Regions from separate parts of the Homo sapiens genome. Here region 2 is linked to region 1. Evidence: read pairs that join two places in POLR2A ChIA-PET (ENCODE). Cell type or tissue: B cell. All regions are shown on one strand. Each heading gives the region's core, and the rest is flanking DNA. Links, peaks and the distances in the headings are about the cores only.

Region 1 (15,504 bases), core at 1,860-9,859:
CTCCATGCTTGTGCTTTGCTCTGCAGATGAACATACGGCATGTGCTCCAGGCTCCTCCAGCCTCTGAGGCTTTGGCTTGCCCTCCCAGTACCCCTGGTCCCAGTGTTACTAGACCTTTCCATACAGATGCTCCTCCTCAAAAAATCTATTGAACACCCTCTCTGTCATCTCCAATTAGCAAGATAGAGAATCTGATCTGCTTAGCAGTGGGGGTGGGAGTTCCGTAGCTGTCTCTGGATTTGTAGTGCTGTCTTTTCTGAAGACTCGAGGAGGGGCCAGATATCCAAAAAGAGAGTATGGGTGGGGAATCAGTAATACAGTCTACTTCAACAAGAAAGTATAAAGTAGAGGCGGTGGCTCACGCCTGTAATCCCAGCAGTTTGGGAGGCCAAGGCGGGTGGATCACTTGAGCTCAGAAGTTTGAGATCAGACTGGGCAACATGGCAAAACCCCGTCTCTTCTGAAAATACAAAAAAGTTAGCTGGGCGTGGTGGCACATGCCTGTAGACCCAGCTACTTAAGAGGCTGAGGTATGGGAGGGTTGCTTGAGCCCAGGAAGTTGAGGCTGCACTGAGCCAAGATCACGATGCCACTGCACTCCAGCCTGGGCGACAGAGCGAGACTCTGTCTCAAAAAGAAAGTAGAAAGTGGAAGCATCTGTATGTATGATTGAAGTCATGCTTTCCATCTGTTTTTTTCCACCTTTTCTTTTTTCTCCTAAAACACTGTATCTTAATCTTCCTCATGATATCAGGTACTCATAAGCATTATTTTAATGGTTGTATCAGAATCCTTTATCTGGACTCATTGTGATTTATTTATCCATCTGTAGTTGCTGGAGATACTGCCCTTTCTGCCACACTCAGTCACCGTTCTGACCTTTCACTGTGTCCAGTTATCTACTAATACACATACTGGTCATTTAGGACTTAAGAATAAATAGTTATCATGGTTCCTAACACTTAAAAAGAATGTGTCTTCCTAAAAATAGAATGGCTTGGTGGTTATGATCATCTTAAAGTTTTTTAAACAGACAAATCAATATTGAAATTAACGTTTTGCTTTCTTCTTGTATCTATTTTTCACTTCTGTCATTTTGATGATAAAGTTTCATTTGGAAGGATTTTTATTTCAAAATAGAAATAGCATGACATGAGAATGGGAACTCTGAAACGTTCAACTTTCTAGTCATTAGTTTCCTAAGATTGTCACAAAAGCTACTGATAGTCAATCATGATTGGCCTGTATGGAAAGTGAGTTAACTTTATGTACAACTTAAGCCCTATACTTTCTATCAGATACAGAAAAATAGGTGATGTGTTTGGAAAAGTATTGGGCTAGGAGTCAGGAACCTTGACTTTTAGTCCCAACCCTCCTTCTTCAGCTGAGCACCCCTGGGCAATAATTCAGCAGCTATTTCTTAAATACTTAATGAGTTTCAGGCTTTGTAGTTGGCCTGGGAATATAGACATAGATACTGCATTCATGATTCTCCAAGGCTCCCTTCCTCACCCCAGCTCACGGTGAGCTTTGCAGTGGTGCAGTCTCGGCTCACTGCAACCTCCATCTCCCAGGTTCAAGCGATTCTCCTGCCCCAGCCTCCCAAGTAGCTGGGATTACAGGCTCCTGCCACCACGCCCGGCTATTTGTGTATTTTTAGTAGAGATGGGGTTTCGCCATGTTAGCCAGGCTGGTTTTGAACACCTGACCTCAGGTGATTGGCCCACCTCGGCCTCCCAAAGTGCTGGGATTACAGGCGTGAGCCACCTTTCTGATGCATTGTGTAAATTTGTCTCCTAACTGGCCCCAACTCTCTGTCTAGCTTGCCTTCCCAGGGCAGTTGTGAAGATCAAATGAGAAAGAATATGTATGAGAGCCAATTGTAAATGATTTTAAAATGCAATAAAGATATGACCTATAGAAAATTATTTAAAGATGCTTAGAATTTTAAATAGTACGATTATCCTGAGTTCTCTATGGTTCTTATTTTAAATAGATAGGAAAGTTTTACCATGGACCACTGATATGGTTGAAAATCCTGGCTTGATTATTCTCCAAGAAAATGATACAGTGGTTTGTGTGATTAATTTTCTAAAATTGCCAGCACCCCCCCACCCCCCCAAAAAAAGAAAAACCTTTTTGGAGTTGAATGACTACATCAAAGGAACGTTGACTGTATAATGGAGAAATGTTTTCTGTGTTCACTAAAAGCTTGCCTTTGTTTGCTTCCAGCTGCAGCATATCGTGAGTGATGAGATCTGTGTGCAGGTGACTGACCTTTACCTGGCAGAAAATAATAATGGGGCCACCGGAGGCCAGCTGAACACACAGAACTCAAGGAGCCTCCTGGAGTCAACGTATCAGCGGAAAGCTGAGCAGCTAATGTCAGATGAGAATTGCTTTAAGGTGAGAGTTGGTCAGGTAGTCGAAGACCTTGCTGGTGACAATGTCAGTTGTTAGGATTCTCTGAACCAGAAGTTAAAGCCGGGGTACTTTGACCTGTGATTCTACTCCTGGACCTTTTAATGAGTTCACCAGAGAACTACAAAGTGGAAGTAATTGTCTTCCTGGACAATCTACTTTGTTTCTTTCCTGCCTTTAAAGAAAAAAAAAAAACTAGTTATATATGATTTTTACAATTTTGTATTCTTTTTCTCTGAACATTTTTCATAGTATGCTTTGTAAATATTATTGTTAGAAAAATGTTGGTACATGAAATCCATGGTCATGATCATTATAGAAAAGAAAACATAGGCCCAGCACACATGGCTCACACTTGTAATCTCAGCACACTGGGAGGCCGAGGTGGGCGGATCACTTGAGACCAGCTTGGGCAACATGGCAAAACCCCATCTCTGCAAGAAATACAAGAATACAAAAATTAGCCCGGCATGGTAGCGTGCACCTGTAGTCTCAGCTACTCAGGAGAATGAGGTAGAAGGATTGCCCCCGTCTCTACTAAAAATACAAAAAATTAGCCGGGCGTAGTGGTGGGCGTCTGTAGTCCCAGCTACTCTGGAGGCTGAGTCAGGAGAATGGCGTGAACCCGGGAGGCGGAGCTTGCAGTAAGCTGAGATCGCGCCACTGCACTCCAGCCTGGGAGACAGAGCGAGACTCCGTCTCAAAAAAAAAAAAAAAGGATTGCTTGAGCCTGGGAGGTCGAGGCTGCAGTGAGGCCTGATCGCGTCACTGCACCCCAGCCTGGGTGACAGAGCAAGACTCTGTCCCAAAAAAATGAAAATAAAATGCAGATAACCAAAAAAAGTCACCTTAGAATTCTTTCCTGAAATTATCATTGATGACATCTCTATGATTCTAAACTTCTCTATGCTTGAGTATATATTTTGAAAGAGTTTATACTGGACAAAATGGTCTTTAACTTTTTTTTTTTTTTTTTTAAGACAGGGACACACACTGTTGCCCAGGCTGGAGTGCAGTGGCGCAATCTTGGTTCACTGCAACCTCTGCCTCCTGAGTTCAAGTGATTCTCACACGTCAGCCACCCTAGTAGCTGGGATTACAGTCATGTACCACTATGTCCAGCTAATTTTTTTTTTTTTCCCGAGATGGAGGCTCACTCTTGTTGTCCAGGTTGTCCAGGTTGTCCAGGCTTGGAGTGCAGTGGTGCTATTTCAGCTCACTGCAACCTCCGCCTCCTGGGTTCAAGCAGTTCTCCTGCCTCGGCCTCCTGAGTAGCTGGGATTACAGACACGTGCCACCATGGCCAGCTTGTGTGGGTGTGTGTGTTTAGTAGAGACAGGGTTTCACCATGTTGGTCAGGCTGGTCTTGAACTCCTGAGCTCAGGTGATCTGCCCTCCTTGGCCTCCCAAAGTGCTGGGATTACAGGCATGAGCCACTGCACCCGGTCTAATTTTTGTATTTTTAGTAGAGATGTGGTTTCACCATGTTGGGCAGGCTTGTCTCAAACTCCTGGCCTCAAGTGATCTGCCCGCCTTAGCCTCCCAAAGTGCTGGGATTACAGGTGTGAGCCACTGCATCTGACCGGAAATGGTCTTTAATGTATTTTTGCTCAATTAACAACACTTCTGGGTCTTTATTGTCTTTTTTATGGCTATTTGATATTCACTTTTTAGAGAATTAATGCCTGTATTGGTGGACATTTAGGTTGTTTCCAATTTTTCACCATTATAATGGATAATTATAAAAGCAAATAGTTGGAAACATCCTAGACGTCCAACCCACTATGGGGACTGGTTAATGACATCCTGTTATGAATACTGGAGACAGATTTTGCAATTCTTAAATTATAAATTGTGAAAATGCAGGGTCTGCCCCCACCCCGAAATCTATTTTGGAAATAACTGTATTTGTGTGTGTATATATTATGTTATTGTCAGGTTGTAAGCTTTACTAGCAGAGAGCAATTTTTAAAGCTTTAAAAGAACACTGAGCTAGATCTAGCTTCTGGCTCTGCATGTATATTGATTAGTGGTGTGCCTTGAGAAACCAGAACTCTTCTGAATTTCAGTTTTGTCTCTGTGTAAAATGAAGAAGGTTGAAATAAAAAATTCTCAGGTTTCCTTCCAGGCTCTGACCTTCTCCATGTGATTCTGATAGTTACCTCCTCTATTACGTCCTAGAAGTGGGATTACCAATGGACAGAGCATTGACATTTTGTGGTTCTGGCTACATGTGCCATATTTCTTTCTGACAAAATATTTGTTTTGTAAAACATTCTTACTGACATTGATTATTATTTTAGCGAATTCTAGAAGTTTGAAACATGAAATAGTACCTTTTGCTTTAATATATTTCATTTTACTTGTAGTAAGTGTAGACTTTTGCCTTTATCACTGGCCACCCAAGATCTAGTATCTTCCTCATCTCTTCAGTTGGAGCAAAGTTTACTAAGTTTATTGCCTCTGCACCTCTCATTCCTTGAGAAGATAGATTACAGCTACAGAGACGGTCTTTTGTTTACGCTTAGGTTTCTTATTTGCAGCTTATGTTTATTCAGAGCCAAGGCCAGGTCCAGCTGACTATTGAGCTTCTGGACACAGAAGAGGAGAATTCGGATGACCCTGTGGAAGCAGAGGTATGAGCAAGTACATCACAGACCCCAGGTGCCAAGCAGAGCTGGCGTGCCTTGAGAGTCTGTCCAGTGACCCTGTCTGCCAAAAGGCCAAGGCACCTCAGGCCTGTTTAAGGGTCAGGACCTGGATGCTTAAAGTACAAGTCAATCCAGCCATGTCTTCAGCTGAAGAGACGGGCTGCCTGGTTATAGATGTTAACCTCATCTTGCACTTAGTAAAGCTATCTCCTCTAAGGAAGTCTTATGGTTGGCAGCTTTCCTGTTTTTTCCTAAAGTATAAAAAACAACAAATGAGGTCTTTCTCATGTCATCTTGATTCTTTGTGTCATGTTTACTTTTTATTGGACTGATAAAGTCCAGAGTTTTCAACCCCTGAATAGACAGGTGTGATTATCATAGTTGGTTATGGCAGATAATGTACACAGGAGATGCAGGCCATATGTATGATGTTGGGGGGGGTCGTGTGGGATGACTTGTTTTGGTGGGAATGTTGGCTTGTTGGCAGATCTTTTTTTTTTTTTTTTTTTTTAAGCGATGTCAGAAATCTAGATTGTAATGTGAAGGAAACTTTCACACATTTGCCACTATAAATTTTGTTCTTTAACAAAATGCTCTGTGGGGAAATGAAACTTGTCAGTGAGCCAGCTTCTACCTGTTTATGACTTCTCATAACCTTAGCACCTCAGAAACTTAGCAGTATTGCTGGCTAACAGAATTTTTAATCCGTGTTCCAATACCTACTAACAATCATGTCTTTATAGAAAGGGACTTTTTTGATCTTGAAATTTATGAATTCGGGGCATTGTAATCATAGAATTTACTAGAGTGCCCAATGCATTAGGAGCTGTTTTTGTGATTTCCTTCCACCTGTATTTTGTGTTTGCCATCTTAGCGCTGGTCAGACTACGTGGAGCGATACATGAATTCAGATACTACCTCGCCTGAGCTTCGTGAACATCTAGCACAGAAACCAGTATTTCTCCCCAGGTGAGTGAGCCATGTCATCTGTCAGCAGTCCATACTGTGCATGATTGAGGAATGGAGAGTTAAATGACTTTCACGTTCTTGGCCTTCACATATTTTATTCATTTGTTCTATCTGCTGGGGATGCTAATTCAAGGTTTTATATGGCTGTCACAACATGAGCTTACCTGGAGCATGTGTCAAAGCATCTGGGAGGTGAGAGTTGTAGAGAATCAACAATAACCTCCGTACTTTGGATGGGAATGTGTGTCAGAGTCTCCATGGTTCGATGGAAGAGGACTCACAGGACTCTGCATATAGTCAGACTGATTTAGTACAGCGAGAAGATGCAAAGCAGAATCAGCAAAGCGAAAAGGTGCCTGTGGCAAAGCTGGAGGAAGCCAGGCTCAAGCTTCCTAGAATCCTCTCCCAGTGGAGTCACACAGGACACTCTTAATTCTTCCAACAATGAATGTGACAACACATGCAAAATGCTGTCTACCAGGGCAGCTCATTAGAGACTCTGTGCCAGGATTTTTATTGAGATGTAGTCATCTAGGCACTGTATGCCTAGCATGTACCAAAATCCCAAACTCTCAGAAAGAAAGCACATTTTCAGCATAAGCTATAGAGTTTGTACAAATAGTTTAGGTACAGTGAGACACTTATATGAGTTAAGGAATGGTAGAACATTGCCCAAAATCCAAGATCCCAGCCCCCAGCCAAGGGCCAACTTTTATAAGCAGGCTTTTCAAAGAATAGCAATCTTAGGCCTGCTACATTAACTCTTTTCTGCACAGAATTTTAAAAATGTTCCCTCTGTGTATAGGCAGATTGTGATACTGATCCTCCAAGTATATGAAAACAGTTTAAGAAGTATAAAATGGGTAGAATGGCTTTCTTCCTTCCTAAAAGTTTTGAATTGAAATCTTATGTCTTAGGTTTCCAAGAAAGTATCATCCCAGTGTTATTAGACTTATTGAGTCCTAATGAGAACATGGGAAAAGAGATACCAGCAAAAAGGGCCCTGCCGGGTTCTCCATTCATTGAATCATTTAACACATTTGAGCAGTTGCTCTGTGTCAGGTTCCTCTCAACAAAACAGGCTCCATGCTAATAACATACTACAATAAACCTGTCATCATGTGTCTCTCACCATGATATGAGGAAGGAGGCACATTTATGTACTGTGAGGAAAAGGAAATTGATATAATCGTTCTGGTGGCAGGGTAGTTGAAGTGTATGGAATCTTCCCTCCAGAATTTCAGTTTCTAATGATTTGTCTGACAGCTAAGGGGCTCATCTTATTGGCCTTGAGACCCCTTACACTCTTAGAGCATGAGTACTCCAAAAAGCTTTTGTTTATATGGATTATACTAGTAATATTTACCAAGTTAGAAATAAAAACAAAGAAATGTTTTCAATCTTTAATTCATTTGAAAAATAACAATATTGGGCTGGGCGCAGTGGCTCACGCCTGTAACTCCAGCACTTTGGGAGGCCGAGGCTGTGGATCACGAGATCAGGAGATCGAGACCATCCTGGCTAACACAGTGAAACCCTGTCTCTACTAAAAATACAGAAAATTAGCTGGGCATGGTGGCAGGCGCCTGTAGTCCAAGCTACTCGGGAGGCTGAGGCAGGAGAATTGCTTGAACCGGAAGGCGGAGGTTGCAGTGAGTGGAGATCGCACCACGGCACTCCAGCCTGGGTGACCGAGTGAGACTCTGCCTCAAAAATAAAATATATATATATATATATATATCCCTATTATATTTTCTTAAATAATATTTTTTAATGAAAAGCTAATTCAAAACAAAAATTAGTGAATAGAGTGGCATTGCTTATATTTTATAAATTTGTTTAGTGTCTGGCTTACCAGAAGAACAGCTGGATTCTCATGTCTGCTTCTATATTCAATCTGTTGCATTATGTATGTTGTTTGATTGAAATATGTGAAGAAAATCTGGCCTCACGCAAATGTGTAGCTGGAAAAAGGAATATTTTCAGATCCTTCAGATAACTGGATATTCTTTGATATGACAACAAAACTACCAGTGATAGTTTTTGTTTTTGTTTTTCTTTTTTGAGACGGAATTTCGCTCTTGTTGCCCAGGCTGGAGTGCAATGGTGTGATCTCAGCTCACTGCAACCCCTGCCTCCCAGGTTTAAGTGATTCTCCTGCCTCAGCCTCCCGAGTAGCTGGGATTACAGGCATGTGCCACCACGCCCGGCTGATTCTGTATTTTTAGTAGAGATGGGATTTCTCCATGTTGGTCTGGCTGGTCTTGAACTCCTGACCTCAGGTGATCCTCCCACCTCGGCCTCCCAAAGTGCTGTGATTACGGGTGTGAGCCACTGCACCCGGCCCCAGTGATAGTTTCTTAAAGGTTAGTTGGAATATCAATTTATACATCAGTGGGCTTTTCATGCAGTTGTAAAAATCCATTGATTTATTTTGTATCATGAATGAATCTTTTTTTCCTCTATGATTTTGTAACTTTACGCAATTGGCTATTTGGAAAATAAGTTATACACACCTACTAAATGTTGATATATTTTACAGTGTCTCCAAAAGAAATCACATTGATTTAATATCGCTATCGCTAGGTCATCAAACACATCTTTAAGTATTGGGAAGCTGTCAAGCTCAGGGTGGCTGATACCAGTTCACCAAAATTCATAGTTTTGCTTGAAAATTCCAGTCTTACCATTGGCAACATTGTTTTCCTTGAAGTGATAGGCTCCCTTGTTCATTTTTGAGAAAACATCTGCCAAATACTTGGCTGAGATTGACTATATTTAGTCAGTTGTTCTTTCGGGTAAAAATGATGATCCACTTACAACTCAAGCAATTGCTCAAGTGCTTTTCTATAAGAATACCATTGTACTTTAGCACACAAAGGTGCTTTATGTGTAGTTCCCATTTTATCACACAGCATGTTAAAAAGATGTAAATTGAGGGGTTGGGATTTAATAGAAAATGTTACTGCTTCATCAGAAACTTTTTTTTTCTTTTTTTTTTTTTGAGGCAGAGTCTCACTCTGTTGCCCAAGCTGGAGTGCAGTGGCGCGATCTTGGCTTACTGCAGCCTCCACCAGCCAGGTTCAAGTGATTCTCCTGTCTCACCCTCCCGAATAGCTGGGATTACAGGTGCGCGCCACCACTCCCGGCTAATTTTTGTACTTTTATTAGAGATGAGGTCTCCCCATGTTGGCCAGGCTAGTCTCAAACTCCTGACCTCAAGTGATCTGCCTGCCTCAGCCTCCCAGAGTGCTGGGATTACAAGCATGAGCCACTGTGACTGGCCCATCAGAAACATTCTTAAGTGAAACTGGCTTTTTTCACTTAATGTCATTGTATGGTCAGTGTGAAGTTCAAAGACTTGAATTGCAGTCGCATGAAGGTGCAAAATCATGGAAGTAAAATGGATTCATTGATGGTACAAGATAAACCAACAGAGTTTGACAACTGTATGAAAAGCTCAGTGATGTACAAATTGATATTGGAATTTGGTAACAATTTGTTCGATATTGCAAATACAGTTTGGCGCCACCACCAGCATTTTTGTTCACCATTACTTTAATGGTGCCAGTGCAGATGTCAACACAGCAAAAAAGGGAAATAATGTTTTAGTATTATTATGAGAATAGTTTTGATCTCACAGATCTCCTGAAAGGGTCCTGGGACCCTTTGGACAAAGAACTGCTGTCTACAGAAATACTTGTATACAAAGATTCTCACTGAAGCAATATTTTGGGCTGGTTGGTTTTTTTTTTTTTTTTTTTTTTTTAAGACAGTGTCTGGCTCTGTGTCCCAGGCTATAGTACAGTGGTGGGATCTTGGCTTTCTGCAACCTCCGCCTTCTGGGCTCAAACGATCTTCCCACCTCAGCCTCCCAAGTAGCTGAGACTCTAGGCACACGTCACCACACCTGCCTAATTTTTTTTTTTTTTTTGTAGAGAAGGGGTTTTTGCCATGTTGCCCAGGCTAGTCTCAAACTCCTGAGCTCAAGCAATCCACCTGCCTCCCAAAGTGCTGGGATTATAGGCATGAGCCACAGTGGCCAACCTGAAGCAGTGTTTTTAATAGCAAGTTATGAGAAACAATATAATTGTCTAGCTGATAACTTTTTTCACTGGATGTTGAGATTTAGCAAGCCTACCACCCCTCAGGGCATCCATTCATGTGAATTATCTTCTTTCTTGTGTATGTAGAATGGCACTAGTTTATATCATCTGGGGGAATTTTTAAAAATAGTCATTCAAATAAATTTTTGTTATGTGGTTCAGATGAGGAACCTCAGTTGAAAGAAACTGTTAAGGAATGGTAAATTGGGGTACATTTTTCTGCAGCAGTTAAAGAGAATAAGACAAATCTATCATGAAATGAAAAAATATTCATGACAGTAAGTGAAAAGTTGAGGACAAAATATATAGTATGATCCTATTTTGTCTTAAAAACAAATCCCAAAGCAGAACTGTAGCTGGTAATTACATGTGTAAATTTACAGACAGAGGCCTAGAAGTTTCTCATTAAAACTCTTAACTGGCTACATCTGCTAAGTCAAGTAGGGGATGGGTGAAGATTTCTGCTTTTTATTCTGTGTACCTTTGCAGTTGAAATTTTTTTTGCAGTGAAACAACTGAACATTTGTGTATGTATTTAACAAATTGGGATGAGTACTATGCAAGCATATAATAAAGAAAACTCACTTTGGGGAAGTCACGGGAATCTGCATCTGGACGAGCTCTCATCCTCCGGGGCTTTTCTGCAATAGGAATCTACGGCGGATCCGGAAGTGTCAACGTGGTCGAGAGCAGCAGGAAAAGGAAGGGAAGGAAGGAAACAGCAAGAAGACCATGGAGAATGTGGATAGTCTGGATAAGCTGGAGTGTAGATTCAAGCTGAATTCCTACAAGATGGTGTATGTGATCAAATCAGAGGACTATATGTATCGGAGGACCGCCCTGCTCCGGGCTCATCAGGTGAGAACCAGTAACTGAAATTTCTGTACACATCTCCCACCCTAGCTAGGACCAGGGGAGGCCCAGAGTCTTCTGATTGTTTTTCTTTGTTTATGCAAACCTGTTCTTGGAGCTGAGACTTAACTGAGGAAGTACGTATGTTGGTTGCTAAGGATGCTGTGACAAAGTACCACAGACTGTGGCTTAAATGACAAAAGTTGTGGAGACTAGAAGTCCAAAGTCAAGTGTCAGCAGTGTTGGTTCCTTTTGAGGACTGTGAGGGACAATCTCTTCTAGGCCTCTCCTAGCTTCTGGTTCTTTGCTGGCAATCTTTGGCATTCCTGGGCTTGTAGATCCCTGCCTTCATCTTCATATGGTGTTCCTACCTGTGTGTGTGTGTCTGCCTCCAGATGAGGTCACATTCGGAAGTACTGGGGGCTAGGACTTCAATGTATGATTTTTTGTTTGTTTGTTTGAGACAGAGTCTCACCTGACACAGCCTCTCAAAGTGCTAGCATTACAGGCGTGAGCCACCATGCCCGGCCAACATAAGAATTTTAAGGAGAATACAGTTCAGCCTGTAAGAGCACGTAAATACCCGGTGGCACCTTTTTGGTGAATTTACTCCCAGTATTTACATCTCAAGTAGTATCTGATCTTTTGCTTGTATGAATCCTACCTGTCTTTACATTCTGTCTCAATTGTGAAACCTTCCTGGTGCAGCTGCGTATAGGGTGTTATGCCAGGCCCTGGGACTACAGCCATGAAGTAGAGCAGATGAAGTAATGCGATGATATGCACTACCAGGGAAACAAATCAGGTGAAGTGATCAAGGGTAACTAGCATACAGGCCTTGCTTTCACTGGAGGAGGCTTCTCAAAGGAGGTGATGCTTGAGGCCTGAATAATGACAAGGAATTAGCCTGGTGAAGAGTAGAGGATGGGTGTTTTCTAGACAAAAGAGCTAGTACAAGGCTGGGAGGAAAGGACTTGGCATATTCAAGAAATTACAAACACCATTGTGGCTCAAGGTTGCATGAAGTTAGAAGGGTAGGCAGAGGCCACATCACTTTGTCTAATGATAGGCCATGGTTTGTAATTTGTTTGAGATGCACTGGGACATTTGACAAAGATAGCTTGGAGTTCTGTGAGGACAGTGGAGATGGGTATATATAAAGTTGGAAGAGCAGAGACCACTCAAAAGGGTGCCCTTGTCCAAATGAGATGTGGGGGCCACCCGTACTACTAGGGTGGCAGTGGAATTGCAAGAATTACATTGTAGACTTTATGCATTTATTTTTGAGACAGAGTTTCGCTGTGTCTCAAACCATGCCTGGCTGATTTTTTGTATTTTTAGTAGAGATGGGATTTCACCATGTTGGCCAGGCTGGTCTCGAACCTGACCTCAAGTGATCCACCCTCCTCAGCCTCCCAAAGTACTGGGATTACAGGCGTGAGCCACCACGCCCAGATGTAGATATTATTTAGATATTTAATTGACAAGAGATGGTGTTGGATCAAATGTGGGGGTAAGCAAAAGAAGGACATCAAGGATGGTGCCTGATTAGTTTTGGGGTTTTTTGGTTTGTTTTGTTTTGCTTAAGTGGAGATTTTAGGGGCTCACCTGTTAATAGGAAAGGGTTATGAGGTTTGGGAGACAGATGAAGTGCTGTTTTAAGTTTGAAAGGACTACAAAACTTTCAAATGGGAGATGTTGAGCAGACAGTTTAATGTATAATTAACCCTTTAACGACAAGGGGTTTGGGGCACTGGCCCCTGCACAGTCAAATCTGTGTATAATTTTTGACTCCCCCAAAATGGAACTACTGATAGTCTACTACTGACTGGAAGGCTTACTGATAAACAACATATTTTGTATGTTGTATGTATTATATATACTGCATTCTTTTTTTCTTTCTTTTTTTTTTTTTTAATGAAAATAGACACGGGGTCTCCTTACGTTGCCCAGGGCTGGTCTCAAACTCAAGGGTTCAAACAACCCACCCATTTCAGCCTCCTAAAGTGCTGGGATTACAGGCGTGAGCCACTGTGCCCAGCCTATACTGTATATTCTTACAATAAAGTAAGTTAGAGAAAAGAAAATGTTAAGTCATAAGCAAGAGAAGATACATTTACTCTTCATTAAGTGGTTGTGGCTCATCATAAAGGGTCCTTATTCTCATCTTGTTGAGTAGGCTGAAGAGGGAGGAGGAAGGGAGGGGTTGTTTTTGCTGTCTCAGGGTTGGCAGAGGTGGAAGAAAACTTGCCTATCAGTGGCCCTGCGCTGTTCAAAGCTGTGTTGTTCAAGAGTCTGCTCTACTTCTCTCATGGCACTGAGGGAAGCGCAGTGGCATGATTTCAGCTCACTGCATCCTCCACTTCCCGGGTTCAAGAGATTCTCTTGTCTCAGCCTCTCGAGTAGCTGGGATTACGGGCGTGCACCACCACACCTGGCTCATTTTTTTTGCTATGTGTTGTGTGTCTGCCTGTCTCTGATTCACATTATTTGGGACACTGGGCAACACCAGTTTTGTCTTTGTATCTCTTCTAGTATCCTTGCATGTGGACACCAATAAATTTTTATTGAATGTGTTGGTGGGAACAGAACCCCCTGCAGAACATCTGCCAAGCCTGGACTCTGCTTCCCAGGGTGGGGTAACACAGTGGAGGGAGAGTGGTTTTAAGCCCTTTGCTTTGCACTGTCTGGCTTAGAGGTGGATCTCCATGCTGATAGAAGTGATCAATGGCTCACTGGGTCCTACCCAGGATACATTAGAATCAGCTGGATTGCTGGTTTAAAATGCACATTGGTAAACCAAGGAAATGTGGGTTTTGGGGGTTTTGGGTTTTTTTTTTTTTTTTTTTTGGAGACAGGGTTTGGCTCTGTCATCTAGGCTGGGGTGCGGTGGTGCGATCTTGGCTCACTGCAGCCTCCACCTCCTGGCTCAAGCGATCCTCCCACTTCAGCCTACCAAGTAGCTGGGACTACAGGTGTGTGCCACCACGCCCAGTTATTATTTGTATTTTTGTAGAGATGGGGTTTTGCCATGTTGCCCAGGCTGGTCTCAAACTCCTGAGCTCAAGCGAACTGCCTGCCTCAGCCTCCCAGAGTACTAGGATTACAGGCATGAGTCACTGCACCTGGTCAGAAATGTGTATTTTTTAACACATTCCCTCGGTTATACTAACGCATGCTAAAATTGAGAACAGCGAGCTTTTTCAGCCCAGAGCCTGTGTTCGCATTTCTTTGGAGGCTTTATGGATTTTCATGCCCTCACATGTTCTATGTTCTTACCTCTTTAACTTCTCTTTAAACAGAGAATCCTTTTTTTTTTCTTTTAAGAAAAAAACAGTGGTATCTAAGACTTGAGCCCACATCTTTCCTTTGCTCCTTTAGAAGAAAATTAGGCTTTGTATTTGAAGGGCTCTTTTTTGGTTCTGCTTCATTTAATAAAATTTTTTTTTTCTGTTTTGCAGTCCCATGAGCGTGTAAGCAAGCGTCTACATCAGAGATTCCAGGCCTGGGTAGATAAATGGACCAAGGAGCATGTGCCCCGTGAAATGGCAGCAGAGACCAGCAAGTGGCTCATGGGTGAGGGGCTGGAGGGCCTGGTGCCCTGTACCACCACCTGTGATACAGAGACCCTGCATTTTGTGAGCATTAACAAGTATCGTGTCAAATACGGCACAGTATTCAAAGCCCCTTAACTGCAAAGCCAGAGCAGATAACTTGGGGTGTGTGTGGGGATGTGTGTGTGGGCCTATGCACTCACACACTGAAGAAACAAGGAAGATGCCTTTCAAGCCTCACTGGGCCTCTCTGGGACATGGCCACCTGACCTGTGTGTGGCTGGTGCAGCCTGGCACCAAGTGGGCTACCTGTTAGGAACATGAATACCTTACAAAGCTGAAGCTGGAACTTTTCCCAAAGGGTTTTGGGTATAGCCTGCCCTGGAGGGGAAGGAAGTCCATGCAAGCAAAGACATGCAGTTTGCTTGCACACACCAGCAGAGCTAAGACTGGAGTCTCCTGTGGCCTAACTTTCAATGAGGGAACCGGATGCTGTTCACACTTTGACTGGATGGAGATGCATTTACAAAACAGACTGGAGAAGGACTTAATACTCAGATGGATTGGAACTATCATGGTCACTGCTCCTCTCCCCTCCCCACAAAAGGAAAAAAAAGCTGGATTTGATTTTTTTTTTCTGGTCACTCGAGCACATCTAAGATCACCCATTAGGTTTTATCTGGGACCTGCAGTTTGGCTTTGGGATTGATCATCTTGTGGATTTTATTCCTGACGATTCCCTTGCTGCCTACCCTTTTCTCTCCTCTGGTTCTCAACCTCAACGAGTTCAAATCAGTTGTCCTTTTTAGCTCCCGTGGAACTGTTTTGTATCTGCCTCTTTACTAGTCTACCTTAGTGCCATCCACCAGCTTTACTCTCTGACACACACACGCACACACACACACAATTTTAACTTGTTTTTTTGTACATAATGTACATACTGTCAATTTT
Region 2 (15,504 bases), core at 3,338-11,337, 100 kb before region 1:
GTTATCAACCTACCATGTTAAACTGGCATTTAAGGTCAGGCTCGGTGACTCACACCTATAATCCCAGCACTTTGGGAGGCTGAGGCGGGAGGATTGCTTGAGCCCAGGAGTTTGAGACCAGCCTGGGCAATGTGGCAAAACCCTTTCTCTACAAAAAATTTAAAAATTAGCTGGGCGTGGTGGTGTGCATCTGGGACTGAGCCCAGGGAGATTAAGGCTGCAAGTGAGCTGTGATTGTGCCACTGGACTCCAGCCTGGGCGACCCTGGAGACCTTTGAGACCCTGTCCCAAAAAGAAAATGAAATTGGAATTGAAGAGATTTGGTTTGAACATCTTTTGACAAATAAGTAGTAGAAATTTTTATCTGCAGCTGGAGTTTTTTGGTGGTATACCCCATTTCTCTCCCCTTCTCTCCCTCTCTCTCTTTTTACTAATGTGCTCCTCATCTCTGTCTGAGACCTCATCAAAATGGATTTTACCACCCATATTTCTACCAGTTTTCTGATCAGTATCACTTAGGTAATCTCTAAGAAGACTGAGGCTTTCTCTATAGCTCTTCTTTTTCTGAGCCCATAGTAGAATTGCCTTTTATGCCTGTTTATGGCAACATAGGCTTTTTCTGCATGTACTTCCAAATTCTATCAGCTCTGTCCATTACCCAGGTCCAAAGCTGCTTCCACATTTTTAGTTATTTGTTACAGAAGCACCCCACTTCTTAGTACCAATTTCTGCCTTGGCCATTTGGGACTCCCATCCCCACTCCTTCTCTCTGTTTTTAAATTTAATTATTTTTTTTTTTTTTTGAGATAAAGTCTTGCTTTGTCACTCAGGCTGGAGTGCAGTGGTGTGATGTTGGCTCACTGCATCCTCCACCTCCCAGGTTCAAGCGATTCTCCTGGCTCAGCCTCCTGAGTAGCTGGGATTACAGGTGTGTGCCATCACACCTGGCTAATTTTTGTATTTTTAGTAAAGGCAGGGTTTTATCATCTTGGCCAGTCTGGTCTTGAACCCCTGACCCCAGGTGATCCACCCGCCTTGGCCTCCCAAAGTGCTGGGATTACAGGCATGAGCCACCACACCCAGCTTCTCTTTTTTTTAAGTCAGGGTTTCTCTCCGTCACCCAGGCTGGTGTGCAGTGGCGCTGTCATAGCGCACTGCAGCCTTGACTTCCTGGGCTGAAGCCGTCCTCCCACCTTAGACTCCTGAGCAGCTAGGAGTACAGGTGTGTGCCATGATGCCCGGCTAATTTTTTGACTTCTCTCTAGAGATAACCTCTCATTAGGCAGGGCGCAGTGGCTCATGCCTGTAATCCCAACACTTTGGGAGGCCGAGGCGGGCAGATCATGAGGTCAGGAGATCGAGACCATCCTGGCTAACATGGTGAAACCCCGTCTCTACTAAAAATACAAAAAAATTAGCTGGGCGTGGTGGCGGGAGCCTGTAGTCCCAGCTACTCAGGAGGCTGAAGCAGGAGAATGGCGTGAACCCAGGAGGTAGAGCTTGCAGTGAGTCGAGATCACGCTACTGCACTCCAGCCTGGGCAACAGAGCGAGACTCCGTCTCAAAAAAAAAAGAGATAAGCTCTCATTACATTTCCCAGACTGCTCACGAACTCCTGGCCTCAAGCAATCCTCCTGCCTCCCAAAGTGCTGGGACTACAGGTGTGAGCCACCATGCCTGGTCTCCCTCTCTCTTTTGAATGGAGATATGTTTACTTTTAGAAGTAGTATGTACTTACCACAAAAAATGTTAAATGATATGGAACTGTATGGGCTAGAAATTGAAAAGCTTCCATGTCTCCACCCCTAAGAGTAATTGACACCCCTTTAGCATGGTCAGATTTTGTACATACATACTGTCCCCACTTTTTCTTTATTCTTGCTTGTTTGTTTCGTTTCCTTCAGGTCTCCAGGAAACCTAGAGAAAAACCGTTATGGGGATGTACCCTGCCTGGACCAAACTAGAGTGAAGCTAACAAAGCGAAGTGGCCATACTCAGGTAGACAGATAAATGTAATCTTTTTAGGTGCACTGGGGGAAATAGAGCTTCTTCCAAAGTGAAGCTTACTAATACTTCGGTAGAATGAAAGTAGACTCCGAGGCCAGAGAGATTAGGTTTGAGTTTATATTTTGCTACATACTAGTCTGTGACCATAGGCAAGTCCTCAAATGCCCATCTCACAGTATTGAGTGGAAATTAAATGAAATTCTTTATGTGAATGCTGATAGTGCAAGGTCTGTTGTATTGTAGGTGCTTCATAGATGTTAAATTATTTATCATTTTACTCCTTAGTTGTAAAGTCATGGTCATATAGTGCAATTCCTTTGGTGAGTATATATGCATCAATACAAAGCAACTTTGATTATAAGTGACCTCTGATTTCTCCATCTGTATCTGAGGAAATTGTGGACAACTTATGTATACATAAATGTCTAGGGATAGAGATGAAATGGTCAAATGACTATATTATTTAATATATTAATTTGATTATATCTACATGTTAAAAGCCTCATATGTAATCTATTAACAGAGATATTTAATGAACATTTTATTCAAACACTTTACATACACCTTTAACTTTAGTGTCTTTGTCACATTTGAGCCACTTTTTTTTTTCTCCCTCAAGACAAGGTCTTGCTTTATTGCCCAGGCTAGGTACAGTGATCACAGCTCACTGCAACCTTGACCTCCTGGGCTCAAGTGATTCTTGTACCTCAGCCTCCCAAGTAGCTGAGACCACAGGTGTGTGCCACATACATGGCTAATTTTTAAATACTTTTGTAGAGACAAGTTCTCACTATGTTGCCTAGTCTGGTCTTGAACTCTTGTGCTCAAACAATCCTCTTGCCTCAGCCTCCCTAAGTGCTGGAATTACAGGCCAATTTTTGAGTCAGTCTAACAAGGTTTTCCAGAGTACAACATCTTTATTTACTTTTAAGTGTGTGGCATTGTGACTGGAAATTTTATCCTAAACCAGGAAAATCTGTTAGGGTAACATTAGGACAAATTTTTTTTTTTTTTTTTTTTTTTTGAGACGGAGTCTTGCTCTGTCCCCCAGGCTGGAGTGCAGTGGCGCAATATTGGCTCACCGCAAGCTCCACCTCCCAGGTTCACGCCATTCTCCTGCCTCAGCCTCCCGAGTAGCTGGGACTACAGGTGCCCACCACCACGCCCGGCTAATATTTTGTGTTTTTAGTAGAGACGGGGTTTCACCATGTTAGCCAGGATGGTCTCGATCTCCTGACCTCGTGATCCGCCCGTCTCGGCCTCCCAAAGTGCTGGGATTACAGGCATGAGCCACTAGGCCCGGCCAGGACAAGTTGGTTTTTTAATTCATCCTGCATCTTATGCATCCCCTATAATATGATTCATTCACTTATTCCTTTGTAAAATCCTTAAAAAACAGAAAATTGAGACAGGGTCTCACTCTGTCACCCAGGCTTGAGTGCAGTGACTTGATCGTAGCTCACTGCACCCTTGAACTCCTGGGCTCAAGCGATCCTCCCACCTCTGCCTCCCAAGTAGCTGAGACTACAGGCACACGCCATTACACATGGCTGATTTTTTTTAATTTTATTTTTGTAGACCTAGGGTCTCGCTGTGTTGCCTAAGTTCTTCCTGGGCTCAAGCAATCCTCTCACCTTGGCCTCCCAAAGTGCTGGGATTACAGGCATGAGCCGGTGTGCCTGGCCATAATTCCTTTTTAATATAACTTGTTTACAGCAACATCCAACCTTAGAATTTTGAGATGAATGACTAAATTATTATTATCTTCCTTTTTTTCCCTTCTGATATACCAATTTTATTAGGTGATATCTCCGAAAAACCCAATTTTGTTAGGTGATCTCATAAAAAAAAAAAACCCAGCATTGACTGAGGTTGTTCAAAGTAAAGTTATTTTATTTTTATTTATTTATTTATTTTGAGACAGAGTTTCGCTCTTGTTGTCCAGGCTGGAGTGCAATGGCGCAATCTCAGCTCACTGCAACCTCCACCTCCTGGGTTCAAGCAATTATCCTTTCTCAGCCTCCCGAGTAGCTGGGATTACAGGTGCATGCCACCATGCCCGGCTAATTTTTGTATTTTTAGTAGATACGGGGTTTCATCATTTTGGTCAGGCTGGTCTTGAACTCCTGACCTGGGGTGATCCGCCTGCCTCAGCCTCCCAAAGTGCTGGGATTACAGGCATGAGCCACTGCGCCGGCAAAGTAAAGTAATTTAAATAGTGCCTCTTTAACATGACACACAGTAAAGTAATTTAAATAGTACCTCTTTAACATGACACACATTATAAGGACTTGTTATATCCCTTCTCTTTCTGGGGAATAATTTTTGGAAAACTTACTGCCTTGTATTTGGGCATATATGACATGTGGGTTGGGACCCCAGGATCATGGTTTCCAACTCTCTTGTCCCTGTTGTTTCAAGCACATAAACTGAATTCACAGTCCTATCCAGGACCCTTGGAGAAGATTTTCCTGCAGGAGCATTTGAGCTAAGAGACTGGCTGGCTGGAGGGTAAATTCATCAGTACTGCTGAGATCATCATCGTATATGCCCTGAAGGAGTGGAGTACAGTGGTTGAGTTGGGGCTCTGGAGTCAGAGATACCTGTATTTATCCATTTTGTTGACTTCCCTGTCTCCAGTACCTAGAACAGTGCCTGCCACATATCAGACACTCAGGACATATTTGTGAATGAGTGAATCTTAGTGTACTGGGAGATTCTTCTAATCATCCTGTGGTTAATATGAAGATCATTGTCTGATTTGTAGTCCCTCTCCTTACTGAAACATTAGCGGAGGCTTTATTTTTATAGTAAATGGAGTATTTAGGCTTTTTTTTTATTTTATTTTGATTTTAGTTTTTAGTTTTTTTGACATTATTTACTTTGCGGGCCGAAAGCAAAAAAAAAAAAATTATTTACTTAGCTTTGGGGACTTAACACTCTCATGGAATTTCCACCTATGGGGCTATTTTTCCATTCTGTTTTCTGACATTTAGTTGTTTTTAAATTTTAATTGATAGAAATTGTATATATTTATGGTATACAATATAATATTTTAAAATATGTATGGATTGCAGAGACACTAAGTCAAGCTAGTTAATATATGCATTACTTTGCCGGGCACGGTGGCTCACACCTGTAATCCCAGCACTTTGGGAGGCCGAGGCGGGCAGATCACAAGGTCAGGAGATCGAGACCATCCTGGCTAACACGGTGAAACCCCGTCTCTACTAAAAAATACAAAAAATTAGCCAGGTGTGGTGGTGGGCGCCTGTAGTCCCAGCTACTCGGGAGGCCGAGGCAGGAGAATGGCATGAACCTGGGAGGCGGAGCTTGCAGTAAGCCGAGATCGCACCAGTGCACTCCAGCCTGGGCAACAGAGCAAAGACTCCGTCTCAAAAAAAAAAAAAAAAAAAACACCACATATGCATTACTTCACATATTTACCTTGTTTTGTGGTGAAAACACTTAAAATATGCTGTCCGCAATTTTCAAGTATACAATACCTTGTTATTTGGAGGATTCAGGTTTTTTAGTGAATTGTTTACTTGATTTGCTTCTGGAATTTTAAAGCTATTAGTCCCAGTTTCTGTTGAACATGGCTGCCTTAATCTGTTTGGGCTGCTGTAACAAAAATACCACATGCAGGATGGCTTATAAACAACAGAAATTTATTTCTCACTATTGTGGAGTCTGGGAAGTCCAAGATCAACGTGCTGGCAGATTTGGGGTCTGGTGAGGGCCCCTTTCTTGGTTCATAGACCACTGTCTACTCATTGCATCCTCACATGGCAGAAGGGGAAGGGGTGAGGGAGCACTTCAGAACTCTTCTGTCTTATAAGGGCACTAATCCCATTTGTGAGAGCTCTGTCCTCATGGTCCTAATCACCTGTCTAAAGGCCCCATCTCCTAATACCATTACATTGAGGGTCTGGGGTTGGGATTACACATTTGAAGTTATGGGGGACACAAATGATCAGTCTATAGCAATGGCTCACAACATAGTGTTCCGGGTTTGTTCTTCCTGCTATTCCAATTTTCCCCCAAGTGTATACTTTATCTCTGGGTCATTTTCAGTTTTGTTTTTTTTTTTTTTTTTGAGTTGGAGTCTCGCTTTGTCGCCCAGGCTGGAGTGCAGTGGTGCGATCTCGGCTCACTGCAACCTCCACCTCCCGGGTTCGTGCCATTCTCCTGCCTCAGCCTCCCAGGTAGCTGGGACTACAGGCGCCCGCCACCACACCCAGCTAATTTTTTGTATTTTTAGTAGAGATGGGGTTTCACCTTGTTAGCCAGGATGGTCTTGATCTCCTGACCTCGTGATCTGCCCGCCTTGGCCTCCCAAAGTGCTGGGATTACAGGCGTGAGCCACTGCGCCCGGCCTTCAGTTTTAATATCCAGTGATTCTTCCGAAGTTGCTGAAATTAAAAATTTAATTCCCTGGGAATTAAAAATCAGCTCAGAGACCAGTGCTAAAGCTGGTAATTCTTAGTTATAAAGAAATAATGTCTTCTTTAAAGAAGTGACAATTCGGCCGGGCGCGGTGGCTCACGCCTGTAATCCCAGCACTTTGGGAGGCCGAGGCGGGTGGATCATGAGGTCAGGAGATCAAGACCATCCTGGCTAACAAGGTGAAACCCCGTCTCTACTAAAAAAATACAAAAAATTAGCCGGGCGCGGTGGCGGGCGCCTGTAGTCCCAGCTACTCGGGAGGCTGAGGCAGGAGAATGGCGTGAACCCGGGAAGCGGAGCTTGCAGTGAGCCGAGATTGCGCCACTGCAGTCCGCAGTCCGGCCTGGGCAACAGAGCGAGACTCCGTCTCAAAAAAAAAAAAAAAAAAAAAAAAAGAAGTGACAATTCTTTTCAAAGCATGAAGTTAGTTCCTCCTTATGTTCTTACTAATGCTGACTGGCATATACTAGGTAAATCTTTTGTGCTTTTCCATACCTTCTCCCCTTGGTCCTCGAGTGGGTATACCATTTGCATGTGCCAGGTTGAGTAGAGGATGGGCTTTGGCTGACTGGGTGCACCCTGGATTGAGAAGCCTGTTTGGAAGTGAGTGAGGCTTTTAGCATGCTGGGTCTGCTGCAGGTGGTCTATTAGCTCAGTGAAGTTGTCTGAGTCAGGGTAGGACAGTAATCGTATGAGGTCAATACTAGCTGCTATGGGAGGGAAAACTCCGAGTTTATCACTCCACTATTTATTTAGTCAAAGAAACAGTTTCTAAGGAGGAAACTCTTGACTAAATAAATAGTAGAGTGATAAATTGGTAGACTGACTGGCTAATGAACACAAATCCAAGTAACATGGGTTTGACCATGAGGTGGAGATATCTTAGGAGGTTAGCTATGGGATACTGACAGTTCAGACTGCCCACCCAGTGATAGGACCCACAGGAGAACGAGTGATAGGTTGAGGAAAGAGTCAGTCTGACCTCTCTGTAATGCAGTGGGTTATGAGTTTTCCCTAGTTTGCTATTGAAACTTTTCTTTTGTCCTTCTGTAACCCTTCACACCTTCCCTTATCCATTCCACTGCTTCTATCCATTCAACTCCCAACTAGTTATACTATAACATAAAACTGCAGCTGATTGATGTTTCTCTTTTATCAGCCTGGATCAAAGGATCTTTTGAGTAGGTATTTATAAAAAATGATGTTGAAGTAATTAAGACTGAGGACATTAGGAGGTGGGAGAATACCCTGGAAGAGAGGTAGTCAGGAGCTGTTCATTGAGATGCCTTTGAATTTGACTGGAAGTTGCTTTGCATTAATTCAGGTAATAATGGAGTCCAGGTGTTTGGCTCGTCTGTTGATGGTCCTAAGTATGAGATGTAGCTTTATTTCTTCTCCATTCATATTTTGCCTTTTGTGTGTGGCAGGATGGACCAGGTGTTCCTACTTGCTTGCCTTGCCTCTCATTTGGTCCTGTGCTACAGTGTTGCAAGTCTTGATGGACCCTTTTCTTGTAAATAACAGTTTCTATTGAGTTATATAGTTCACTCTGGCAGACTGCCACAATTACTGCTTGAGATGTCACTAGGGCAGTTACTATTGTTATTACTTGAGACCGTCATTAGGAGACTGAATGAAGGGGGATAAACATAGCAATGAAAACTTAAGACAAAAATAACTATTCTAAAGGAAGGGTAACATGGGGAAGAAGAGAACTCCCTGCTTCTAGTGAGCAAAGGCAGCCCTGAGCTTCTACAGCCCTTTGTATTTATTGGGTACCAAGAGCAGGGAGGAGGAGGTAACGATTGGTCAGCTGCTTAATTGATCACAGGTACACATTATTGCTAACAGGCTTCAGATGTGCCTAACTACAAGAAACACTTGTGCCTGGGTCGTGACTGCCCTCAGCATTCCTTCTGGGCGGCAGATGCAGTTTGTCAGTTTGCCAACATCCTGCTTTCATGAGAACAGTTTCCTTTTTGCTCATGTAGCCTCCAGTGGTATACTGAGTTGATCATGACCCTCATTCTTTCGGCCTCCAACAGTTCACATACCATACAATTTACCTATTTAAAGTATATAAGTCAATGGCTATTAGTATATTCACAGAGTTGTGCCACCATCACCACAAACAACTTTAGAACATTTTTTTCATTTCCCAAAGAAACCTCACACCCTTGGCAGTCGCTACCTATTTCCCTCTAACCCACTCTGATTTATTTCCTATCTCCATAGATTTGCCTGTTCTAGGGATCTCATACAAAGAGAATCCTAGACTATGTAGCTTTTTGTGTCTGGCTTCTATCATTTAGCATAATGTTTTCTAGGTCCATCCATGTCATAGCATGTATCATCACATCACTGCTTTTTACTGCCAAATAATATTCCATTGTATGGATATACCACTTTTATTCATTTATCAGTTGAAGGACATTTGAGTTGTTTCCATTTTTGGCTATTACGAATAATGCTGCTATGGATATTTATGTATAAGTTTTTGTATGCACCTATGTTATTTTGCTAAGGAGTGGAATTGCTGGGTCATATGGTAACTGTTTAATCTTTTCAGGAACAACCAGACTGTTTTCTAAAGTAACTGCAGCATTTTACATTACCACTAGCCATGTATAAGGAGGGTTTACACATGTATGAGGGTTTCAGTTTTTCCACATCCTTGCCAACAGTATTATCTATCTTTGATATCTGTAGCCATCCTAGTGGGTATAAATTAGTATCTCGTGGTATGGATTTGCATTTCCATGATGGCTGATGATGAATGAATTTTTTTTTTTTTTGAGACAGAGTCTCGCTCTGTCGCTCAGGCTGGAGTGCAGTGGCACGATCTCAGCTCACAGCAAGCTCCATCTCCCGGGTTTATGCCATTCTCCTGCCTCAGCCTCCCGTGTAGCTGGGACTACAGGCGCCTGCCACCACGCCCAGCTATTTTTTTGTATTTTTTTTTAATTTATTTTTTTATTGATAATTCTTGGGTGTTTCTCACAGAGGGGGATTTGGCAGGGTCATGGGACAATAGTGGAGGGAAGGTCAGCAGATAAACAAGTGAACAAAGGTCTCTGGTTTTCCTAGGCAGAGGACCCTGCGGCCTTCCGCAGTGTTTGTGTCCCTGATTACTTGAGATTAGGGATTGGTGATGACTCTTTTTTTTTTTTTTTTTTTTTTTTTTTGAGACGGAGTCTCGCTCTGTCGCCCAGGCTGGAGTGCAGTGGCACGATCTCGGCTCACTGCAAGCTCCGCCTCCCGGGTTCACGCCATTCTCCTGCCTCAGCCTCCCGAGTAGCTGGGACTACAGGCGCCCGCCACCACGCCCGGCTAATCTTTTGTATTTTTAGTAGAGACGGGGTTTCACCGTGTTAGCCAGGATGGTCTCGATCTCCTGACCTCGTCATCCGCCCGCCTCGGCCTCCCAAAGTGCTGGGATTACAGGCGTGAGCCACCGCGCCCGGCCTGGTGATGACTCTTAAGGAGCATGCTGCCTTCAAGCATCTGTTTAACAAAGCACATCTTGCACCGCCCTTAATCCATTTAACCCTGAGTGGACACAGCACATGTTTCAGAGAGCACAGGGTTGGGGGTAAGGTCACAGATCAACAGGATCCCAAGGCAGAGGAATTTTTCTTAGTGCAGAACAAAATGAAAAGTCTCCCATGTCTACTTCTTTCTACACAGACACGGCAACCATCCGATTTCTCAATCTTTTCCCCACCTTTCCCCCCTTTCTATTCCACAAAGCCGCCATTGTCATCCTGGCCCGTTCTCAATGAGCTGTTGGGCACACCTCCCAGACGGGGTGGTGGCCGGGCAGAGGGGCTCCTCACTTCCCAGTAGGGGCGGCCGGGCAGAGGCGCCCCCTCACCTCCCGGAGGGGCGGCTGGCCAGGCAGGGGCGCTGACCCCCCCCCACCTCCCTCCCGGACGGGGCGGCTGGCCGGGCAGAGGGGCTCCTCACTTCCCAGTAGGGGCGGCCGGGCAGAGGCACCCCTCACCTCCCGGACAGGGCGGCTGGCTGGGCGGGGGGGCTGACCCCCCCCACCTCCCTCCCGGACGGGGCGGCTGGCCGGGCGGGGGGCGACCCCCCACCTCCCTCCCGGACGGGCGGCTGGCGGGCGGGGGCTGACCTCCCCACCTCCCTCCGGACGGGGTGGCTGGCCGGGCTGAGGGCTCCTCACTTCCAGTAGGGGCGGCCGGGCAGAGGCGCCCCTCACCTCCGGACGGGGCGGCTGGCCGGGTGGGGGGCTGACCCCCCCACCTCCTCCCGGACGGCACGGCTGGCCAGGCGGGGGGCTGACCCCCCCACCTCCCTCCCGGATGGCACGGCTGGCCGGGCGGGGGGGCTGACCCCCCACCTCCTCCGGATGGGGCGGCTGGCCGGGCCGGGGGCTGACCCCCCCCCACCTCCCTCCCGGACGGGGTGGCTGCCCGGCGGAGACGCTCCTCACTTCCCAGATGGGGTGGCTGCCGGGCGGAGAGGCTCCTCACTTCTCAGACGGGGTGGTTGCCAGGCAGAGGGTCTCCTCACTTCTCAGACGGGGCGGCCGGGCAGAGACGCTCCTCACCTCCCAGAGGGGGTCTCGGCCGGGCAGAGGCGCTCCTCACATCCCAGATGGGGCGGCGGGGCAGAGGCGCTCCCCACATCTCAGACGATGGGCGGCCGGGCAGAGACGCTCCTCACTTCCTAGATGTGATGGCGGCTGGGAAGAGGCGCTCCTCACTTCCTAGATGGGATGGCGGCCGGGCGGAGACGCTCCTCACTTTCCAGACTGGGCAGCCAGGCAGAGGGGCTCCTCACATCCCAGACGATGGGCGGCCAGGCAGAGACACTCCTCACTTCCCAGACGGGGTGGCAGCCGGGCAGAGGCTGCAATCTCGGCACTTTGGGAGGCCAAGGCAGGCGGCTGCTCCTTGCCCTCGGGCCCCGCGGGGCCCGTCCGCTCCTCCAGCCGCTGCCTCGCGGGCGGCGCTCGCCGGCGCGGCGGCAAAGACTGAGACAGCTCCGCTGCCCGCTGAACTCCATCCTCCCGGCTGTGGGGCGGCGGTGGCTGCGGTCGGTCGCGGCAGCGGCTCCGCTTCATATCTGCAGCTGGGGCCCGCGGGCGTCAGCGCCGCGACTGTCCCGGCTCCGCACTGCCCCAGGCCGCAGCGCAGCCGCGCCAACCACCACCCGCGGCCACCATGGCCGGACGGGCTCCCTAAGCCACCGACCCCAGCCCGCGGCGCCTTCGAGCCTTCTGGGGCCTCCGGCGCCGCGACCTCCTCTGCGCTCCTCACGGAAGAGACCTTTTTTGTATTTTTAGTAGAGACAGGGTTTCGCCGTGTTAGCCAGGATGGTCTCGATCTCCTGACCTCGTGATCCACCCTCCTCGGCCTCCCAAAGTGCTGGGATTACAGGCGTGAGCCACCGCGCCTGGCATAAGTTTTTAATTTTAATATAGTCCAATTTATCTCTTTTCTTTTGTCACTTACGCCTTTGGTATCATATCTGTGAAAGCTTTGCCTAACCCAAGGTCACAAAGATTTACTCTTATATTTTATTCTGAGAGTTTTAATAGTTTTAATCCCTTACATTTGGTCTGTGATACATTTTGAGTCAGTTTTACAGTGTGAGGAAGGAGTCAGCTTGATTTTTATGCATGTAGATATCTACTTGTCCCAGCACCATTTATTGAAGTGAGGGTTTGAGCTGGCCATTTCACTCCTCATTTTCTGCTCAACAAGAAGAGAATATTCACACCTTGGGTTTTACTTACTGAGTACATCATTTTATGACCCAAATGGTGTATTCTGTGTAGCTATAGTGATGTCTCCTTTTTATCATTAGACAGATTACATCAATGCCAGTTTCATGGATGGCTACAAGCAGAAGAATGCTTACATTGGCACACAAGGTAAGCTGGTCCGTCCCTCCCATGTTGATTTTGTGCCATCTACTTATGATTCCTTGTGCCAAATGATAGCATAATTTTTAAACGAATGGTAACTTGAGTGGAGGTTTTGGCCACTAGATCCTGGCCTTTTATAAAGATGGGTGGTGGTTGAGAAAAGCAAATAAGTAGTTTGGGGTTTCTGTACCAGGTGTGCCTGGAAACTCACCGCATAGAGATAAACTGGAGATTTAAACACATAACACTACTGCCTGCAAGTTTTGGGGCTATTTCTTAGTATTGGCAAGGGTGTAGGGCATCAGAATGCATCAGCCAGTGAGCTCTTCATGCTCTTCCTGTCTAGTGAGAGGCCAAGAATAGCAGTGGACTTCCCAGAGATTGAGTCCAATCTAGGAATGAGTATTGCTGTCCTAATAGGCCTAGGCTGGTTCCTATACCATCACAGAGCACTCCAGCAAATGTTCTGACATAGATAGTATGTGCTAATAAGTCTGACAGTGGAATACTGAGCTCTAGGAGGATTTCTCATTTTTTTTTCTCCTTTGAAATGGAGGCTTGCTGTGTCGCCCAGGCTATTGTGCAGTGGTACGACCTCCACTCACTGCAACCTCCACCTCCCGGGTTCAAGTGATTCTCCTGCCTCAGCCTCCTGAGTATCTGGGACTACAGGTGTGTGCCACCACGCCCGGCTAATTTTTGTATTTTTAGTAGAGACTGGGTTTCACCATGTTGGACAGGCTGGTCTCGAACTCCTGACCTCGTGATCTGCCCGCTTCGGCCTCCCAAAGTGTTGGGATTACAGGCGTGAGCCACCATGCCCAGCCTCTAGGAGGATTTCAGGTGGAGTTTCTATAAATGTTCCTATGATCCTAGTACTCTTCCTGACCTGGCCTCTCCATCTCAAGAATATCATGTCACTTTCAAAGATGGTAGGAGGAAATCATAATACAGAAAGACAACAGACCATCAGATGGGCGTAAGGCCCTTTGACCACTGCAGAGCAAGATACGGTGGATACCTCCTTAATCAAGTGATCAAACTTAGTATCACCAGTAAAGGACAAAGGGACATTATGTACACCTCCTGATATGATGCATTGAGAAATGAATATCACCTGCATTGTGTATTGCCAGTTTTAAAATCTGAATCTAGTCATGGGAAACAATCCAGATTGTGGGACATACTATAAGAAAACTGGCTCAGACTCTCCAAAGTTAATGCCATAAAAAACAAAAAGGCAGAGAACTGTTCTAGATTAAAGGGAGACTAAAGAGAACCATGGCCAGGCACAGTGGCTCACGCCTGTAACTCCAGTACTTTGGGAGGCTGAGGGGGGAGTATCACTTGAGCCCAGGAAGCAGAGGTTGCTCTGAGCCGAGATCGTGCCACTGCACTCCAGCCTGGCTGACACAGCAAGATCCTGTCTCAAAAATAAATAAATTAAAGGGCCAGTCACAATGGCTCACACCTGTAATCCCAGCACTTTGGGAGGCCGAGGCAGGTGGATAAACTGAGGTTGGAAGTTCGAGACCAGCCTGACCAACATGGAGAAACCACGTTTCTACTAAACATACAAAATTAGCCGGGCGTGGTGGCACATGCCTGTAATCCCAGCTACTTGGGAGGCTGAGGCAGGAGAATCGCTTGAACCCAGGAGGCGGAGGTTGCAGCGAGCAGAGATTGCGCTCAAAAAGAAAAAAAAAAAGAGGATCGGCCAGGCGTGGTGGTTCATGCCTGTAATCCCAGCACTTTGGGAGGCCGAGGCAGGCGGATCACAAGGTCAGGAGTTCCAAACCAGCCTGGCCAATATGGTGAAACACCGTCTCTACTAAAAATACAAAAATTAGCTAGGTGTGGTGGTGGGTGCCTGTAGTCCCAACTATTCGGGAGGCTGAGGCAGGAGAATTGCTTGAACCTGGGAGGCAGAGGTTGCAGTGGACTGCGACTGCGCCATTGCACTCCAGCCTGGGCGACAGAGGAAGGCTCTGTCTCAAAAAAAAAAAAAAAAAAAAAAAAAGAGTATCTGATTAGATCCTCAACTGGGAGAAAAAAATCTATTGAAGACAAACTATTGAGACAATTGGAGATTTTTTTTAGCCAACATTGTATCCATGTTTAATGTATGCTTAAGGTGATAATGGTAATGTTCTATAGGAGGAGGTCCTTGTTTTCCTAGTAAGTGCTCAAGTATTTAGGAATAAAATATCATAATGTCTGCAACTTCTTTATTTTTAATTAATTAATTAATTAAGTTTTGAGATGGAGTTTCGCTCTGTCGCCCAGGCTGGAGTGCAGTGACATGATCTTGGCTCACTGCACCTTCCACTTCCAGGGCTCAAGCGAGTCTCCTGCCTCAGCCTCCCAAGTAGCTGGGATTACAGGCACCTGCCACCATGCCTGGCTAATTTTTGTATTTTTGGTAGAGACAGGGTTTCACCATGTTGCCTAGGCTGGTCTCGAACTCCCGGCCTGAAGTGATCTGCCTACCTCGGCCTCCCAAAGTGCTGGGATTACAAGCATCAGCCACTACGCCTGGCCTATATTTCTATTAATGATGTCATCTATTGAGAAGACCTATTATATATCAGATGCATAAATGCTATCTAATTATTATAGAGACTCTGCAAGGGAGGTTTATTAATTTATAGATGAGCAAACTGAAACCCAAAAGTTTACGTGACCTTGGACCATGCAGCTAGTAAGTGGCAGAACCAGGGTTTGAACCCATGTTTGTTTGGTTCAGAAGTTTTTACAAGCCATGTCTGTGGATTGTTTCACCTATGTCAGTATAAACTGCTGACTTTATTTCTTGAGAGAAGTTTACTGTTAAAGGGTCTAAGCTGGGAAGTACAACTTTCCCTTCTTAGTATCTCTCTTGAGCCTGTGAGAAGTTTGCCCAGCCCCAGTCTGGTAACTGAGTTACCATATGCTCTGACTGCTCAGTACTCCAATTCTGCCAGTGGTCTGAATGTGGAAAATGAAGTATATGAGAGTTGCTGTGGTGCAGGAGAGTAGGATGTGGATGAGGCTGAGGGTCAGAGATGTGGAAAAGGTGTCCTTACTGTCTTCTTGATGTGTATACTAGGGTAATGCATGTCCATTGTAGAACATTTAGAAAACAAAAATAATCCCTCATAACCCTAGGACCC

The links. Peaks named below come from ENCODE experiments on the same cell type or tissue, not always from the same donor. Only the 100,000 strongest peaks of a DNase experiment are listed, where the experiment ranks them.
Region 2: POLR2A ChIA-PET joins it to region 1 with 5 read pairs; 6 of 35 experiments call an interaction of 5 or more read pairs at or near these places.

The regions. Positions count from the first base shown.
Region 1 is chr15:75,371,166-75,386,669 of GRCh38, reverse strand. SIN3A (SIN3 transcription regulator family member A) reads left to right here. Exons shown (of 21, transcript NM_001145358.2): 17 at 2,233-2,406; 18 at 4,965-5,057; 19 at 5,947-6,041; 20 at 10,798-11,005; 21 at 14,461-15,504. The coding sequence ends at 14,691. Among named protein-coding and RNA genes, the nearest start is that of MAN2C1, 10 kb to the right of the region's middle. In B cell, for the core only: no CTCF peak of the experiment used is centred there; a DNase peak (open chromatin) is centred at 5,689; H3K27ac peaks cover 1,272 bases.
Region 2 is chr15:75,476,702-75,492,205 of GRCh38, reverse strand. It overlaps PTPN9 (protein tyrosine phosphatase non-receptor type 9), which reads left to right. Exons shown (of 13, transcript NM_002833.4): 8 at 1,905-1,998; 9 at 12,292-12,358. The region is part of intron 2 of LOC105370902 (a long non-coding RNA gene); the gene reads right to left. Among named protein-coding and RNA genes, the nearest start is that of SIN3A, 33 kb to the right of the region's middle. In B cell, for the core only: no CTCF peak of the experiment used is centred there; no DNase peak of the experiment used is centred there.